Regions from separate parts of the Mus musculus genome. Here regions 1 and 3 are each linked to region 2. A link is a loop called in an ENCODE intact Hi-C map of the cell type or tissue named here. Cell type or tissue: heart. All regions are shown on one strand. Each heading gives the region's core, and the rest is flanking DNA. Links, peaks and the distances in the headings are about the cores only.

The links. A loop is a pair of places that touch in the nucleus more often than their neighbours do. Peaks named below come from ENCODE experiments on the same cell type or tissue, not always from the same donor. Only the 100,000 strongest peaks of a DNase experiment are listed, where the experiment ranks them.
Region 1: it touches region 2 in a loop (19-fold over the local background); 3 of 42 quality-filtered maps call a loop at or near these places.
Region 3: it touches region 2 in a loop (5-fold over the local background); 2 of 42 quality-filtered maps call a loop at or near these places.

Annotation. Positions count from the first base shown.
Region 1 is chrX:149,760,334-149,765,970 of GRCm38, forward strand. No RefSeq gene overlaps it. Among named protein-coding and RNA genes, the nearest start is that of Gm15097, 21 kb to the right of the region's middle. In heart, for the core only: a CTCF peak has its summit at 2,710 (motif pointing right); no DNase peak of the experiment used is centred there.
Region 2 is chrX:150,455,645-150,461,281 of GRCm38, forward strand. It overlaps Tmem29 (transmembrane protein 29), which reads right to left and starts at 3,506. Exons shown (of 3, transcript NM_001359039.1): 1 at 3,428-3,506. It also overlaps a transcript of Apex2 not described here. In heart, for the core only: a CTCF peak has its summit at 3,321 (motif pointing left); a DNase peak (open chromatin) is centred at 3,537; H3K4me3 peaks cover 1,626 bases; H3K27ac peaks cover 872 bases.
Region 3 is chrX:150,304,918-150,310,554 of GRCm38, forward strand. No RefSeq gene overlaps it. Among named protein-coding and RNA genes, the nearest start is that of Gm15104, 29 kb to the right of the region's middle. In heart, for the core only: no CTCF peak of the experiment used is centred there; no DNase peak of the experiment used is centred there.

The sequences.
Region 1 (5,637 bases), core at 268-5,267, 700 kb before region 2:
AATTTAAACCATAATTCAAAGATAATAAAACTAAGTGTTTCTCAAACCCATAAGTAATGGGAACTTTTCATTAAATATATCATAGCTATTGCCCTATGTCTGTGTTCCAGCAATTTGGCAACCACCAGCCTGGTACTGACTCCATTTTCTCTAGTAAGGATATAGTTGGTGTCTGCAAACTGTATAGCCCTTCCTGTTTTCTGGCATAATGTTCTCTTATACTTTTGTTCCTAGAGTTCTTGAATCCACAATATAATGCATCTATTTCCCACAAATATAATTTGTTCCTGGGGCAAGAGAGCATCAAACACGACTGGCAGCACTGAGTAAGAAAATGGGTGCCACAAATTTACAATCTATTTCCAATGTACAGTACAGTGCACAACTTGTAATCATCTGTGTCCTCACAGGATGGGGGAGTAGTGAGGAATGATAAGGACAATACCTCCCACTTGCTCTCTCTACTTTCATCTTTCTTTTCAGGTCACAATGAATGTCTCCATTGCATGTATCCAGTTTCCCATTGCTGGAAATTTAAGCCGTTTCCAGAGAGATTTTGCTAAATTACGCTCATAGAGAAGTTGCATGTATTATATAATTGCAGCATATGCTTAGATCATTCTATATGGTAATTTTCTAGAAGACAGCTGGAGTAAATGGTACACGTTTAGAATGCTATATAGTGTAATAAATTGCAGCACTGAAAGACTGACCTATTTAACAGACAGCTCTACTTCCAAAAAGGATGCATTTTCTCATATATTAATAAACTGAGAATGCAGAATTACTTAATAAACTGAGAATGCAGAATTATTTAATAAACTGAGAATGCAGAATTACTTGCAATGAGTGATTAAACCTCAGCCATATCACTCACAAGTCACTCCTTATTTGCCTTGTATTACAGAAGCAAGGGAAAATAAATCATAATGTTAGGCACTTCAAAGAGCCAAGCATTCTTCCATTTGTTAGAGTGTGAACAAAGAAACAGTGATGTGATTCACTATGCTTGTCTCACCTAGACCTAATGTTTCAAGGTTGATCCTAAGGGCAGTATTGACAGTGTCACCTGGGAACTTGCAAATTCCCGGGCATCACTTAATAACTCTCAAAGAAGAGACTCCATTTACAGGCCCCAGAAACCCACATTTAAAAAAAGGAACCTAATATCTCAGGTGATACACTGTAATGATTATGATTAGCAACTGAGATTTCTGACTGAGACGGTTGATGTTATAGTCTGTGTGGGGCTCTGTGTCCTTCCTCTCTCTCAATGCTTTGAATTCCTATGAAAAAGAATGGTTTTATTTGGAATTATGTTTGTGCATGTGGATATGAGAATGTGGGTACAGAAAGCCACAGAGGCCACGGAGGAGTGTTGAGTTCCTTCGAGCTGGAGTTGCAGGAAGTTGTGAGCTAAGGTGTCAAGTGCTCTTCTGCTCATTTCTACATTCACAGTGGAGTTTGCTTTTGCTTTGATAGGCATTTTTCCCTATGTGTGTCTGCTGGGCTTCAAACGTGTTATGAGATCATGAACTTGGGGCCATCCTCCTGCCTCTCCCTCCTGAGTTCTTACAGCAATATGATACCATGATTAGCAAGAAAATTTGGGGCTTTCGTCTGAACACCTAGAAAAAAAAAGTGGGATTAATAGTAAAGTACCTTGTCAGCATCTACTGAGATGGTCATGTGATTTTTTTCTTTAAATTTGTTTATATAGTGGGTTACTTTGATAAATTTTAATATATTGAACCATCCCTCCATCCTTATTTTAGATTTTCATGGTTGGAAATAAAACGTGGGGTTCAGTACCCTCTAGGCTAAGGGCTATAGCATCAACAAATGAGTCACATCACCAGCCTTTCATTTTTTTATCCCTGTTGCCTAATAAACTGCTTAGCATATAGAAAATTTTCAATAACTGTTAAATGCAACTAAGACTCGTATGAAAACAGAGTTTGGAACACAGGTCCAAATATTATATGATAGAAACAAGAGAGACAGGCTGGAGCTCAATGGCAACGTGCTTGCTCAGCATGCTGTACAACTGGATTTCATGCCAGCACCTCAAAATGGGAGTACCAGGTACAGGTTGGAGATTCAAATTTGAGTTAAATTGCTTAGATGCCCACATGCATAAGCCTGAGTAAACTGCGTATGTTGGCACACCCCTGAAATCCCATCATTCCCGAAGTTGAACCAATAGGGTCAGAAATCACAGGCTAACTAGAAAGGTCTAAGACAGCCTTGGATAAAGGGAAACATGTTTCAATCCAATACATGAATCAATGTGCACATAATGACAGGATGGTTGGGAGTGGTAATGTCCCCCTGATAACCCAGTACTCTGAAGCAGAGACAAGGAAAGTTCAGTTTCAAGGTAAGCCTCAGCTATATACAAAACTCTAATTCTAAATAAAGAAATAAGCAAACAACATATACACACACGCAGCGGAAAAGGGAAAATGAAAGAGGGGAATGGGCAAAGAAAAAATTCACCAAGGTGTTGGACTAAGGAGTTATAGGAAATTTATATTTTTCCATATTCACTTTTTCTATATTTTACACTTTTTAAAAGAATCATATTTTACTTACTTTGTAAAAGAAGCAATCTTTTTTTTTTTTTTTTGGTTAAAATACGTTAAATCTGGCTTTCACCTCTGAGGCTGTGTGGGTTATTGTGAAAGCGTGCCCTCCTCCATGGCAGCCAGCAGAGGGCAGCATTCAACTTCCAAAAAAATAGCCTGGCCGTAACTTAGATGAATTGCCTTTTAAGATAATAATAATAGAGTCTGGGGGCGGTGCATGTTGCTGGTTGTTGTTGTTGTTGTTGTTGTTGTTGTTACTGATGTTGTAAGTTGGCATAGTGGTTGCTCCCCATCAGTGAGGTCCTACATTCAGTCCCAGCTCTGAAGAAAAACAGATGTACTTGGATAGTTCTTTATGAATCTCGATATTTTTTATATGGGCCCACTTTCCTCTTCTAAAGTCTACATTGCCTTTACTGAACGTCAGCTACATCAAATGGCATACCACGTGAATATTATGAGTCGTCCTGTGAAGAAACAGTGTCAACTGCAATACAACTGCTACTTGGAAACTTCATCTTCTTACTGAGCTTAGCTGTCTGCTCCATGTGGAGTGGAACATCCACAAACATTTTAAAGCTACACCTGTGTGTCCCACCAAAGGTGCTGATGACTGAACACATCATACAAGGGTAAGCGCTGCCCATCTACCACCAAGCTTGAGATTTGGCAGCCATTTCTCGACATACACATTAAGCATTTGAAAATAGACACTACTGATATCAGATGATAGCAAGGACCAGAAGAGCTTCCAGAGGATTTTGAGGATCTTCTGTTCTCAAGTAATCGATTACAGAAAAAGCAAGAATGGGTGATTAGGGAAAAAAAAACAAAACAAAACAAAACAAAACAAAACAAAAAACAAACAAAAACAAAAAACAAAACAAAACAAAAAAACATGCTCCCAAGGCGGAGTTGGGCTGGAGGAAAAAGATAAGATGGAAAAACACTCTGCCATAAAGGACCTGGACTCTTCAGGCTTACAGCCACACATCATGGCTTATCTTAATGGGGCCCTGGGTGCAACTTGGATTCTTACACTTACTGGCAAGTACTTGGCCAATTGAGCCATTTCCCCAAATCTGTGTTGTCTTTTCTATACATCCTAAAGGTGCTAGAGACAAAAGAGAATTGTGAAATTTTTTCTCCCTAAATCTGGGCAAAACTATGAAGATACTGTTTCCTTTTCCAGTCTCAGTCTCAGTCTGTGGTAGGGATCAGGATTGGACCTGCCTGACTTCCTATTTCGAGTAATGCAGAGTAGCTTCAGTGACAAGTGACCCCATGCACATCAATAGGTTTCTCCATTGCTCACACTCTACAGCTCAGTTGGACACTGCTCACCTGAGCTGCACATATATTCTCCCTCTACAACCCACGATAAAGGAGTGGATGCTCTCTGGAACATCCCAACTCCACTACAGAGGCCCAGAACAGAGTAACAATCACTGGTGTGCACAATGTATCTAAGGCTTCAGCTGGTGAGTCACACCCTCAACACCTGCTTCTCAGGTCACCTCACAAACCAGGTTTTATTACTATGCCATAAAAGAAACAGGAGACACCAGATCTTGTGAAATGTTTAAAGAACTTTAAACTTTCTTAAGTAAAAATTGCATAAACACAACTATAAGATAATGAATAGAAAAATTAAATACAAACTATCACATGAAAAGTAGATTACTATATAACTGGCAGTTTCAAACCTAAATACTAAATTCCCATGTATGCACAGTGGGAATATAAATCTAATAAGAAAAATATCTGAATTGCATCTTAATATACACAATAACTTTTTGTGAAAAAACATTAAATTGAATAGAACTTTTCAAAAAATAAAAATTCAATACAGCAATAGATGGGGTTTGTATTCAATGAGACCTGAGATAGAAATGGACTTTTACCACTATAGCCACTACAAATCAACTTCCAAAACTAAGGTAGGTCTGCGATAGAATGAGTCATTAAATAACCATGGTGCTTTTCTTACTATTACTTGAGTACAATCAGTAGTTTGGCTACAGTTCTATATCCTGTACAGTTCCAGCAGAGTAAGATGGTGCAGAAAAACACCAGTTTGTGCAACACATTTTTTAAAAAATTATTTATTTTTTAATGGGTATTTATTTCTTTTACATTTCCAATGCTATCCCAAAAGTCCCCCACACGTTCCCCCACCCACTCCCCCACCCTCCCACTCCCACTTCTTGGCCCTGGCATTCCCCTGTACTGAGGCATATAAAGTTTGCACTACCAATGGGCCTCTCTTTCCACTTATGGCCAACTAGGCAATCTTCTGATTCATATGCAGCTAGAGACAGGAGCTCCTGGGGCGGGGGGGGGGGGGGGAGGGGGGTATTGGTTAGTTCATATTGTTGTTCCACCTATAGGATTGCAGATCACTTCAGCTACTTGGGTACTTTCTCTAGCTCCTCCATTGGGGGCCCTGTGATCCATCCAATAGCTGACTGTGAGCATCCAATTCTGTGTTTGCTAGGTCCCGACATAGTCTCACAAGAGACAACCATATCTGGGTCCTTTAAGCAAAATCTTGCTAGTGTATGCAATGGTGTCAGTGTTTGGAAGCTGATCATGGGATGGATCTCTGGATATGGCAGTCTCTAGATGGTCCATCCTTTCATCACAGATCCAAAGGATGTCTCTGTAACTCCATCCATGGGAGTTTTGTTCCCAATTCTAAGAAGGAACAAAGTGTCTTGACTTTCATGTGTTTAGCAAATTGTATCTTATATCTTGTGTATCCTAAGTTTCTGGGCTAATATCCACTTATAGGTGAGTACATATTATGTGAATTCTTTTGTGATTGGGTTACCTCACTCAGGATGATGCCCTCCAAGTCTATCCATTTGCCTAGGAATTTCATAAATTCATTCTTTTTAACAGCTGAGTAGTACTCTTGTCACTGAGCCTCTACAACAGTGCAGGATGCACAGTGATTAGAGGGCGCCTTTTTGGAATTATTGAGAGCCTCAGGCTGGTCTGGGGAAGACACACCTCAGCAAGTGGATCTCTGTGCTTTGAGGTGGCT
Region 2 (5,637 bases), core at 470-5,469:
GCTGCCTCTGGGAGAAGATGTGCCTAACCTTGCAGAGCTTGAAGTGCCAGGGTGAGGTGATAACAAGGAGAGCCCCACCCCCTAAGAGAAGAAGTGGGAGGAATGGGGAAGGATTTAAAGGTGGGCATTCCTATGAAGATACTGTGGATTCTCTTTTTTTTTTTCTTTTTCTTTTCTTTCTGTTTCTTTGGATCTTCAAGGCATTTTAGTGGGGAGTTTAAGCAGGGTTAGTAGAAACTCAAAAGAAGAGTAACGATAAAATAAGCAACAGGGAGCTGGAGAGGTGGCTCAGCAGTTAAAAACACTAGCTGCTCTTCCAGAGGACCCAGGTTCAATTCCCTACACAGGGCAGTTCACAGCTGTCTGTAACTCTGAGATCTGACACCCTCATACAGACACGCATGCAGGCAAGACACCAATGCACATTAAAATATAAATGAATAAATAAATAAATAAATAAATAACAGGAGGGGTGGAGTCAATCAGAGGGATCCCTTCAGCTTTCTACACAAGACTAAGTCCCTAAAACAGGGGGTGAGTGCTGAGGGTAGAGCTCAGCAGCTGGGCACTCACCTTGCACAATCAAAGCAGAAAATTTTATCCCAGCACTGGGGCAAAAGATCAATAAATCTGGTTATAGAAAAAGATAATTATACATCTGAAAATGATAAATATAACTGCAAAGTTTTAAAAAAAAAGTCAAAGTCTTGCAATGCAATGCTCACTTCAGCAGCATATATTTTAAAAGTGGAACAATCCACAGATGTATGGATGGCCTCTGTGTGTAAGGACAATACCCAAAGCTGTGAAACAAATTAAGTCAACTTTACCTACTGCGGTGAAAAAACTGTCTGCCTTGTTAATAAATTGTTATAATTCACTTTCAAAAAAAGAAGAATTTGCAATGCAGATGATGGATGGTAGCTCATTTCTATACCTGCAACTATTAAAATTATAATCTAACTACCTTTACAAACCTAGGAGCAGGGTGGTACTGGTACATGCCTCAGCACTCAGGAGGCAGAGGCAGGCAGACCTCTGAGTTCAAGGACAGCCTGGGCCACCTAGAGAAACCTTGCCTGGAAAAACAAACAAGCAAACAAACAAATCAAAAACATTAGGCCTGGACTCTGTAGGTCAGATATAGAGCATTTGACTAGCATATACATGGTCAATACTCAGTACCAAAATAATAACAATAACAATATATTTATATTTAATAATTAAATAATATTAAGTCAAATTTTATTAGTTACATATAAGCATAAATATTATTTAATACTTTAACATTAAAGCAATTTATTAAATTAATATTTAATGTAATTATATATGGCAATAAGTGTTGTTTATATTAAATATTAGCTTCTAATATTTATAATAATTTGATATTTTAAATCATAGGAAAGGCATGGTAAACAAGAATCCTCATAGAAAGAATACTCTTTCAAGAGTGAATGAACTGTTTGGCCTTTGGACCTAACAAATCTACTTCTAAAATTGCATTGTGAATAAATGGCGATGTTGAAACAGTAAGTCTGTACAATAAAAATTTTTTTCACTTTATAGAGAAATTATCTTTAAAAATGTACACTGATATGCTTTCCTTCTTTATATTCCCCTGACATTACACCTGTAATCCCAGCACTTGAGGGATATGGAACCAGAAACTCTGGTCATCCTTAGCTAGACTAAATTGCCACTTCAAAACTACTCTGGGATAATGGAAACCTGCTCAAAAAAAAAAAAAAAAAAAAAAAAAAAAAAAGTAAAAAGTAAGCAAGCATCCACCCCCCCGCCATTACTAGGACACAAGCTGTTGGCCTATGTGGGCCACCACCCCCTAAAGCAGGTTCTTCTTCCACTCTCCTTTACAAAAATGGTAGTACACAGGTACTGAGACAATAACCACGGGTATCAAGATGAGCAACCAGACTACCAAAAATTTGCCAACATCCCTAGTCCATCACTGTCTAATCACACACTTGCTTTGTAAAATGCTTTCCTTCATCTAGTAGAAGTTTGGCCTAAAATGAAACAATATCTCCAGATCTCCTGATTTTTTTTCTTTTCTCTTCTTTTCTTTTTATTATTTTCAAAATGAGAAAAGTAAGTCTTCAGTTTTAGTGCATGCATCAGAATGTCAATACTTAGTTATACTCTCCCCTCGAGAAAGCAGTAAGATAGATACAGATAAACATCTTTCAAAAGAAAGTCAATGGACAGAGTTTCATTAAACAGTCCCAGCTGGCCTTCAACTCACTCAGCCTTCAACAGCACAGGCAGGCCTTGAACTGCAACCCTTCCCACCCATCTTCCCAGTAGCTAGATTACAGGCCTGTACCACCAGGCCTGATCTGACCCAGTAATGTTGTATGGATAAAGAATTGTACCCTGAAGAAATCAGGCACTTGGTCATTTGTTCAACAAATACCACCAATGTTGAGAACACATAGCAGTTCTGATGCTGAGCAGAAAGTATAATGGTGAGCAAGGAGGAAAAAGCAAGTATGATCCTCTCCTTAGGCATCATCCTTTATGATACCTGACATTGGCATAAGGAGGAAAATCAGTTATTAGATGATGTCGTCACATTTGGAAAAAAAGTTCAAGTCTTTTTCTCATTTTAAGATTCATTTTTATCACCTTGTAATCATGCACGTGTCTGTGCATGTGGGTGTAGGCCAGAGGCATCTGACTGTCTAGAGCCAAGGTGTGTCCTAGGAAGGGTCCTCTGTAGGAGCAGTACTAGCTCTTAACTGCTTCGCCATCTCTCCAGTTCCTAGGGTCTTTTTTCTAATCATTACCTGTCAGGGGGGGTTCAGTGGGATTTCACTTTTCTTAAATTGTTAAAGCAATAACACAAATACTCATTTCTGTATGCTTAAATTATACCCATGGGAATGGGGAAGAAAAAAATAATCCCTAAATCAAGTATTGTAAACTGCATTGAGTCTGGATGATTGCAATGTGGATAAGAATTGTTTTCATTAGTACCCCTGCAAACGGTTAAATAAAAGAACGAGGATGTTTATAAAGATCCTCTAATGTTAATCCTAAAGACAAGTTAAAGAATGACTTTTAGAAAAGCCAAAACACAAGTAGCTGCCCAACAGAATTTAAACCGCCTACTATAAGAGCAAAGGGCTTTATCCACAGGCAAGCAAAAAAAAAAAAAAAAAGCAAAAGAGAACCAGATTGAGGAAGCATAATTTAGAAAGACTACTTTTTTTTTAAGCACAAAGGGCGGGGTGGAGTGGGCAGGACTCCGATACCGCGGTTAACATTGCCATCTAGCGGCCACAGAAATTGAAACTCACCCTCACGGAACAAAATTATTTTCCTGCCGCTTTTCAGTCAACTGTTGTAGAAATGAAGACTCCGGAAGGTAAGCGGAATGGAGAAAACCGCCAAAATCACTCGTACTTGCCTAAGAGAGTACGGCGATCCGAATCCGCGATGAAAGCCCGAACGCCCATCCTCACCCTAGCGAAAATCAGCCGAAGTCCCGCCTTCTCACCGGAAGGAAGCTGTAATCTGCGGTCTAGGATTGGCTGATTTTCGCGTTGGCGCAGTGGTACGAGTGAGGTCGCTGCCAGCTTCCCTAAGCATTACCGGTAAGTAACTTCCAAAGCTCCTGTTCTAGGCCAAAGAACAGAGCTTGTGACTTGCAGCCACACAGCCCTGGTCTCCTTATGTTCTAGCCATTCGAGCCTTGAGCCAGATCGCCTCCCGTTCAGCCCTTACCTCTCTGATCATGAAACCTTTTTGGATGATTTTACCTGTACCCTAAAACACCGGCGGGGGGGGGGATCACATCCTTTACCAAAAGAAGGTATACTTTGAACACAAATGATCTACATTGCTTTCCTTTTTTTGTTTTTTGTTTTTTCGAGACAGGGTTTCTCTGTATAGTCCTGGCTGTCCTGGAACTCACTTTGTAGACCAGGCTGGCCTCGAACTCAGAAATCCGCCTGTCTCTAGCTCCCAAGTGCTGGGATTAAAGGCATGCGCCACCACTGCCCAGCTCTTTCTTTCTTTTTTGTTTGTATGTTTGCTTGTGTTTGAGCCACAGTGTCCTGTAGTCGAAGCTGGTCCGGAACTTGGCATTTCACCAAGGCCAGATTTGAACTAATCCTCATGGCTCCACCTCCAGAATGCTGAGATTATAGGCAGTGCAGCACCAAGTTTGGGAATGGGAATCAATTCTTACTGACAGTTACTTTAGCATCAGGAATGCTTTGGATGTGTAGTTTACTGGTGTTTTTCTTATGGGATTTTATTAAGAAGCCAACCTTGAGGTCAGGGCTCTAGAGAACTTTTCTTCCAGCTATTTCAGCCTTTGTTGTTTTCCTGGAATTAAGTCTCTGTGTTCTCTGGTCAGGCCCCTTTCTTAACTATATTGAAGAGAAGCCAAATAGAGCATCCAGGCAGCAAAGATCCCTGTGTCCAGCCTAGCAACTCCTTGGTGCATTGCACTTTTTTTTCCTCTCCAAAGTTTCTTTTATTTAAACAAAGAGTTTTGCGATGAAAATCCCTGAAAAGACGCTGTGTGTGGTTGTGTTTATGTCTGCAGAAAATGATAGGCCCACTGGAATTTCAGAATTATAGAGAGATTAGAATTGTGCAGGTTCAGAGGCTAAGTGCTTTATCTTGAGCTAGGTTTAGCCTTCCTGGCCCCACTCAGTATCTGAACACTAACACCTGGTGATAATAGAAAAAAATCTTTTGGAAGGTGGTAACTTTAGAACTAACATCTTGCAATAATAAATAAAAAGCTCATTGGCACTATTAACTTAAAGCTAACATTCTGTGATAATAAATAGAAACCTCTTAGAAGCTATTTGCTTAGGACTAATATCTTATGATAATAAATAAAAGTCCCTTAGAAGCTATTAATTTAGTAAAGCATTAGCTCTGCCAATCCCAGAGCTAAGACTGTCATCAGATAACATCTTAGGCCTATAGAATAGCTCTTCCATCTTGTTCATACCTCTCTGGTTTACCCATCAATGTATTTTAAACTTGACTTGATTCATGACTTCCTTTGTCCTATAAAACTATTTGTAAAAAATAAAACTATAAAACTCCTTCCATGATGGAACTTGGCATTGGGGTAAACTAATTCTGTATTCCTGGGCCAAGGTCCCACAAAATGGATCCCGAAGAAAGTATCTCTTATTCCCTGGAAGAAGGGAGTTGTGGTTTTCACAACAACTGCATGAAATCCACTCATCTCCATGATATCTAGCCTTTCCTCTACTTGTGCCCTAGACAGAACAGTAAAATGAGAGTCAAAGGAAGTCAGGAAGTAAGTGAACTTGGCTTTCCTTAAGAGTATCATGCACCTGAAAGTAATGTTTCTAAGGCAGGTCTACAACGTTGTAAAATACTAAAGAAACCTTCAAGAGATTATTGTTAACCGGGAGATAGTGGCGTATACCTTTAATCCCAGCACTACAAAGCCAGGCAGACCTTTGTGAGTTTGGGGCCAGTCTGGTCTACAGAGCAAGTTCCAGGACAGCCAAGGCTACACAAAGAAAAACCCTGTCTGGAGAAAGATTTAAAAATAAATAAATAAATAAATAAATAAATAAATAAATAACTTTTTAAAGGGAGATTATTTGTAAATAGAAATTT
Region 3 (5,637 bases), core at 268-5,267, 150 kb before region 2:
ATCATTTGTATTATAATATTTTTCAATCCCTGTCTCCCACATTCATTTTCATCTTTCTGTCTCTTATTCTGATCTATAATTTCCTGTGTCTTCAATTCTAGTGTTTCCTCTAGGCCACATTTCCAAGTCTTAATTTTTTTTCTGTTGTTCATGTTGCTCTATACTTGTCTGTATCTTTGGTTCTAGGTCCTGCTTCTATAATCTTAACTTCTCTTTATATTTTAATTCTGATTTTGCAGAATCTGCCTTATTTTGATTTGCTAGCTTTAGTAAATTATCCTCTAGACTTTGCTTCCGAATTTTATCTCTATCTTCTTGCTGTTCAGTCTGATCTGTGAATTGTTGAATCATTTTTCCTAGTGTCTCTTCTAGTTCCTGTCTCCAACCATTTTTTTATTTTTTTTCTCTTGCTTATCTTGGCCTATAAAATCCTGAACCTTAAGTTCTAGTGTAACCTGTAATCTCTTTACTAAGGTGTACTACTCAGTGTTCTCTGGAGTCACAAAACTTAAAGATAGTCTCTATATAGTAAGGTAATTTGTTATGATGACTTACAGTCTGTAGTCCAACTCCCCAACAAAGGCCAGCTGTGAATGTAAGTCACATCTAGTAGCTGCTCAGTCCCATAAGGTAAGCAGGTGAAGAAGAGGGAATCTTCCTTCTTCCAATGTCCTTATGTAGGTCTCCAGCAGAAAGATTAGCCTAGATTAAAAGTATGTACCACCTAGATCTGGGACTTGCTTTGTCCCAGATGACCTTGAACTCAGAGATCGCCTTGCATTAGTCTCTTGGGATTCATAGACAGTATGCCTGAAGGTCTCCATGCCAAGAACCACATCAGAAACATGTATCTCCCAGCCTCAAGGTCTGGATCACAGGTGAACCTTCCAATTCTGGATTGTAGTTAATTCCAGATATAGTCAATTTGACAACCAGCAATAACAATTACATAATGGAAGGAATTTTTATCTAGGGCCCTATCTTTTGAGATGACATAGTAGATCAAAAGAATAAATATTGCAATACCGGTAAGTGACAAGATGTCTATTTCCTTTAAATCCCTCCCTGTTAAACCATTCAGAATATCATCCTTTAAAGCCCAAAAGGTATTTACAGTTTTTTCTCAACTTTAAGTATCAATGTATGATGCTTATTACCTGATCTGGAGTCCTGTGTATCTTTGTCTCCCTCTGCTGTTCCATTCAAATTCTGGCTGTCATTGTCCTGTATAGACACGAGGAATACCGGGCAGCAAACACAGAAAGGCTCTCTCAGGTTTAGATGCACAGATTAGTTCATTGTGTCTACCCAAGTCCAGCCCCATGCTGGGGTGCTGCCCCTTGCCAAAGTGTTCTGCCTGAAGCTTGGGAAGGGAGCTTCTATGCAGTTTTCTGTAGGCCCCTCAGATCCAGTCAGTTTTTGATCCATACACTGCCACAGCCTAGATTGCTGTCCCAGCCTTGTATTGGGAGTGAGGGGAGGGGCAGTGATCTTTTATCTCAGGTTAGTTGAGTTCTATTCCATACATTGGGGTGCCATTTTGTTGTAAATCTCCAACCCATGCAAGGAAAAAAATACTCAGTATATATTTATAAACTGCATGCCTATATTGGGCAGATAGGCCTCTACACCACTTTCTTCCACAGCTATGAAATTCCTGGTACTTGCAGTATCTACAGGCCATGCAGTTCTGCTCCATATTCCTACCAACAACTCTCCCCTCTTTCCTCCTTTGTTCCCTTTCTCCTGAAACTCTCCTCCTCTGACTTCCTATCTTGTCTAGAAAACATGCCTCCTCATTTTCACCCAACAGTTGGCTATTTGTCTTCTTTAATAGTCAATCAAATAATTAATGGAGATTCCTTTATAGTTATAGACAGTGTGAGCCATCATGTGGGTGATGGGAATTGAATCCATGATCTCTGGAATAGCAGCTGATGCTCTTCACTGCTGAGTTGCCTCTCTAGCCCTACTTCTTTGTTTTTAAATCATTTGTCTTACCTCTGAAGTTTTTTGCTTTATTTTCTAAGTTTGTTCATTTTGAGTTTCATTTCAGCTTGGGTTGGGTTTTTTTTTTTCTGATTACATTTCTTTGTTAAATTCTACTTTCACGTCTTGAAATGTTTTCAGTATTTTATTCTGTTTGGAAATACAACTGTTTGGTTGTATTTCCATGGTCTTTATCAAGTAAGGCATTTATTCATGCCCTTTTAAAGTTTATGAATATGTTCATAGTTTTTATTTTCAAGTCTTTTTCATTAGTTTCCATTAAATTCCTCTTTGTGGGACCTCTTACAATAGAGTATCAGGCTTCTGGGGGAAACATATTGTCTTGACTTTTAAGGTTTGTAGTTTTGCACTGGGATCTAGGTACTGGGTGTCATGATGTTTCAAATATCTCCTGGCATAGTTTTCTGGTCTTGTCTTGGGTTGGTCTCCTGTTCTTTGGTACTTTTTGCTCACTCTGGACCTTATCCACATGTGTCAGCTTGTGGAGAGCCTTGAAGAGAAACATTCTTCATGTTGGCATTTGTCACAAAGAAATGTAAATGGACAAGAAGGCAAGGCGAAAAGGGCTGACAGAAGAGTAAGAGGGCAACCTGAGTCATGTTGGATTGTTTGTTTTAGTTTCTTCCTGCAAGAGATTAGAATCAGGGCCCTGTGTTTAACAGGTATGAACTCCAAAATTGAAATTGAATTTGTGTCCAACTAATTCACCCCTACTTAAAAGACTTCATGGTACTAGAAGGTACTCTGTTGGCTACCAAAGGAGAAATGTAATCAGAAATATGACCTAGCTATTAAACCTCTTACAACGGCAACAAGTCTCTAAGTTATACTGGTATGACAGTGGCATAAATGTTAGGGGAGCAATGAATCTATTTTGAATAGATTTAAGATGTACCTCATGAGGGGAAACAAGTGCTTCAACAGTGTTGAGATGTACAAAAATCTGAGACTGCATAGATCGTTGGCATACTGGAAGGCTTACTAATATTGTTCTTGTAAAGGAACAATGAGTATAAAATAATGCCTAATGACATACATCTATACCCATAATGACAATGCAACTCAACAACATCAGGAAAGAATTTTCTTATATCAAATGAAAACTAACACAGATAACCACAATGAACAATGTGCAGAGAGTGAGAAACTTTGGGTTTCTCAGTCCACAACATGATGTTGTTTTCAAAATCATGTTTTAAAGCTTCATGGATGTATGTAGTCAGAGAAACAATTGTAAGGGCAATAGGTGAAGGTGACTCCAAGAAAACAGTGTCTTTTTGAGAAAACAGGACCAATACGCATGTGAATTCAGAGACAGTGGCAACATGCACAAGACCTATGTGGGTTGGAGCCAGATGGGATCCAAGCACTCAGAAAGAGAAGTAGACACAAGGAACCACCACTAACCATGTACCTGTTTGCAACTGGTACCTGCCAGCAAAGAGAAGACCAGGTTTCTATACTGGAATGCCACTGAATATGTCAAACATACTCCATGGCAGGGCCCATGCTCCAGAGTACTTGGCCAGGAGAAATGAATCTGGAAGGACTTGGGGGAGGGTAAATACATAATCAAAATATATTGTGTGAAAAATGCAAATCAGAACATGAAAAGGACAAAGAAAAAAGCCAAAAGAATCCTAAAACCTATTACCAAAATATAAATATTTTAAAAGGGATGAAAAAAACAAAACAAAACAACAAACCATCCGAACAAATGCTAGAATATAGTGAAATAATGGCCACTAGAGGGAAGTCCACTACTGTCAATTTCAAAGACTTTCAAACTGCATTCTACATACTCATCCTTATACCCACAGATGAGCTTAGGAGGTCTTGCCCTTCACCAAAGAAGTTCCTTTTCCCAGCAGATGGTCAAATTTCTGGCAATGACTGACTGTGGAGGAGGGGGCATTCCCAATGGACAGATCTACAACATAATCCCTTACCTAGGGTTTAGGGCATATTTCAGAAGATAGGACAGAAAGACTGTAAGAGCTAGGTGAACAGGACTTGAACTAAGAAAAACTGTCTTCCATATGTGACAGGGAAAATCTCAACACTATGGTCACCTAACAAGACCTACACAATGACATCAGTTGCCATGCTACCGTGGACAGTGGAAATTGCACCAGGCCCTACACCTAGAACAATCACATACACACACATGGCAACACATATGTATATGTACACTACACATACAAACAAAAGAAAAAATCATTCAACAATATTTCTTCCTTGTTAGGGTGCATTTTAAATAGCCTTGCTTCCTGAGATAGTCCCCTCAGCAGAGTTCACTAAAGGGGGAGGAGCAATTTGAAATAGCCATACACATGTATAGAAGCAGTTTAAGGGTGTGCTTTACCCCGGTGAAATTGAAATTGTGTGTGTGTGTGTTTGTAATTTAATATATGAAATGACATACATAATATCTTTTGATAATAAATTGCTCCCAGAACTTTTGGGTTTGTTTCTTTCCCTTGATAGAGATTAGACTGAGGGCATCTCTGCATGCCAGGTAAACTCTCCACAACTGATCTATATCTCTAGCTCAACGTTTTCCTTTTTCAAACGCCTAATCTTCTACCTAAAATTCTAGACTATGCCACATACAGCCTTTGTTTGCTTACTCTCAGACAGTTATTGAAGAAAAGGGGCTTTTTTCTTAGTCAGGGTTTCTACTCCTTCACAAACATCATGACCAAGAAACAAGTTAGGGACAAAAGGGTTTATTCAGCTTACACTTTCCACATTGCTGTTGATCATCAAAGGAAGTCAGAACTAGAACTCAAGCAGGTCAGAAAGCAGGAGCTGATGCAAAGGCCATGGAAGGATACACTTACTGTTTTGTTTCTCCTGGACTTCTCAGCTTGCTTTCTTATAGAACCCAAGACTACCAGCCCAGAGATGGCACCACCAATGGTGGGCCCACTCAACTTGATCACTAATTGAGAAAATGCCTTACAGCTGGATCTCATGGAGGCATTTCCTCAACTGAAGCTTTTTTCTCTGTGATAACTCCAGCCTGTGTCAAGTTGACACACAAAAACAGCCAGTACAATTGACCTCTTGTCAACTTGATACACAAACTCATCACTATTAAACCTCGACCCTTACTATCCTATTCATCCCAAAGATCTCAATAACTAAAAGTTCCAGAGTTTTTGCAAATTCTTACATATTAAAATTTCAGCCCCTTTAAAATATCCAATATCTTTTATATTCAAAAGTCTTTTTTACAATTAAAAGTCTCTCAACTGTGGGCTCCACTAAAATACCTTCTTATTTCAAGAGGGAAAATATCACAGCATAGTCATAATCAAAAAAAAAATCAAACTCCAACAGTCTAATGTCTCCTATCCACTCATAATCTTCTAGGATTCCCCAAGGGCTTGGGTCACTTCTCCAGCTCTGCCCTTTGTAGCACACACTTTTTCTTCTAGGCTGCAGAAGCCTGTACTCCACTGGTGCTGCTGGTTTTGGTGGTCATCTCATGGCACTGGCATCTCCAAAACACTGCTGTATTCAGGTGCAACTAGACTTCACCAATATATTCTCATAGGCTCTCTTCATGGCGCCAAGCCTCAACTCCTTTGAATGACCACTACAAGTCCTGGGCCATCAATT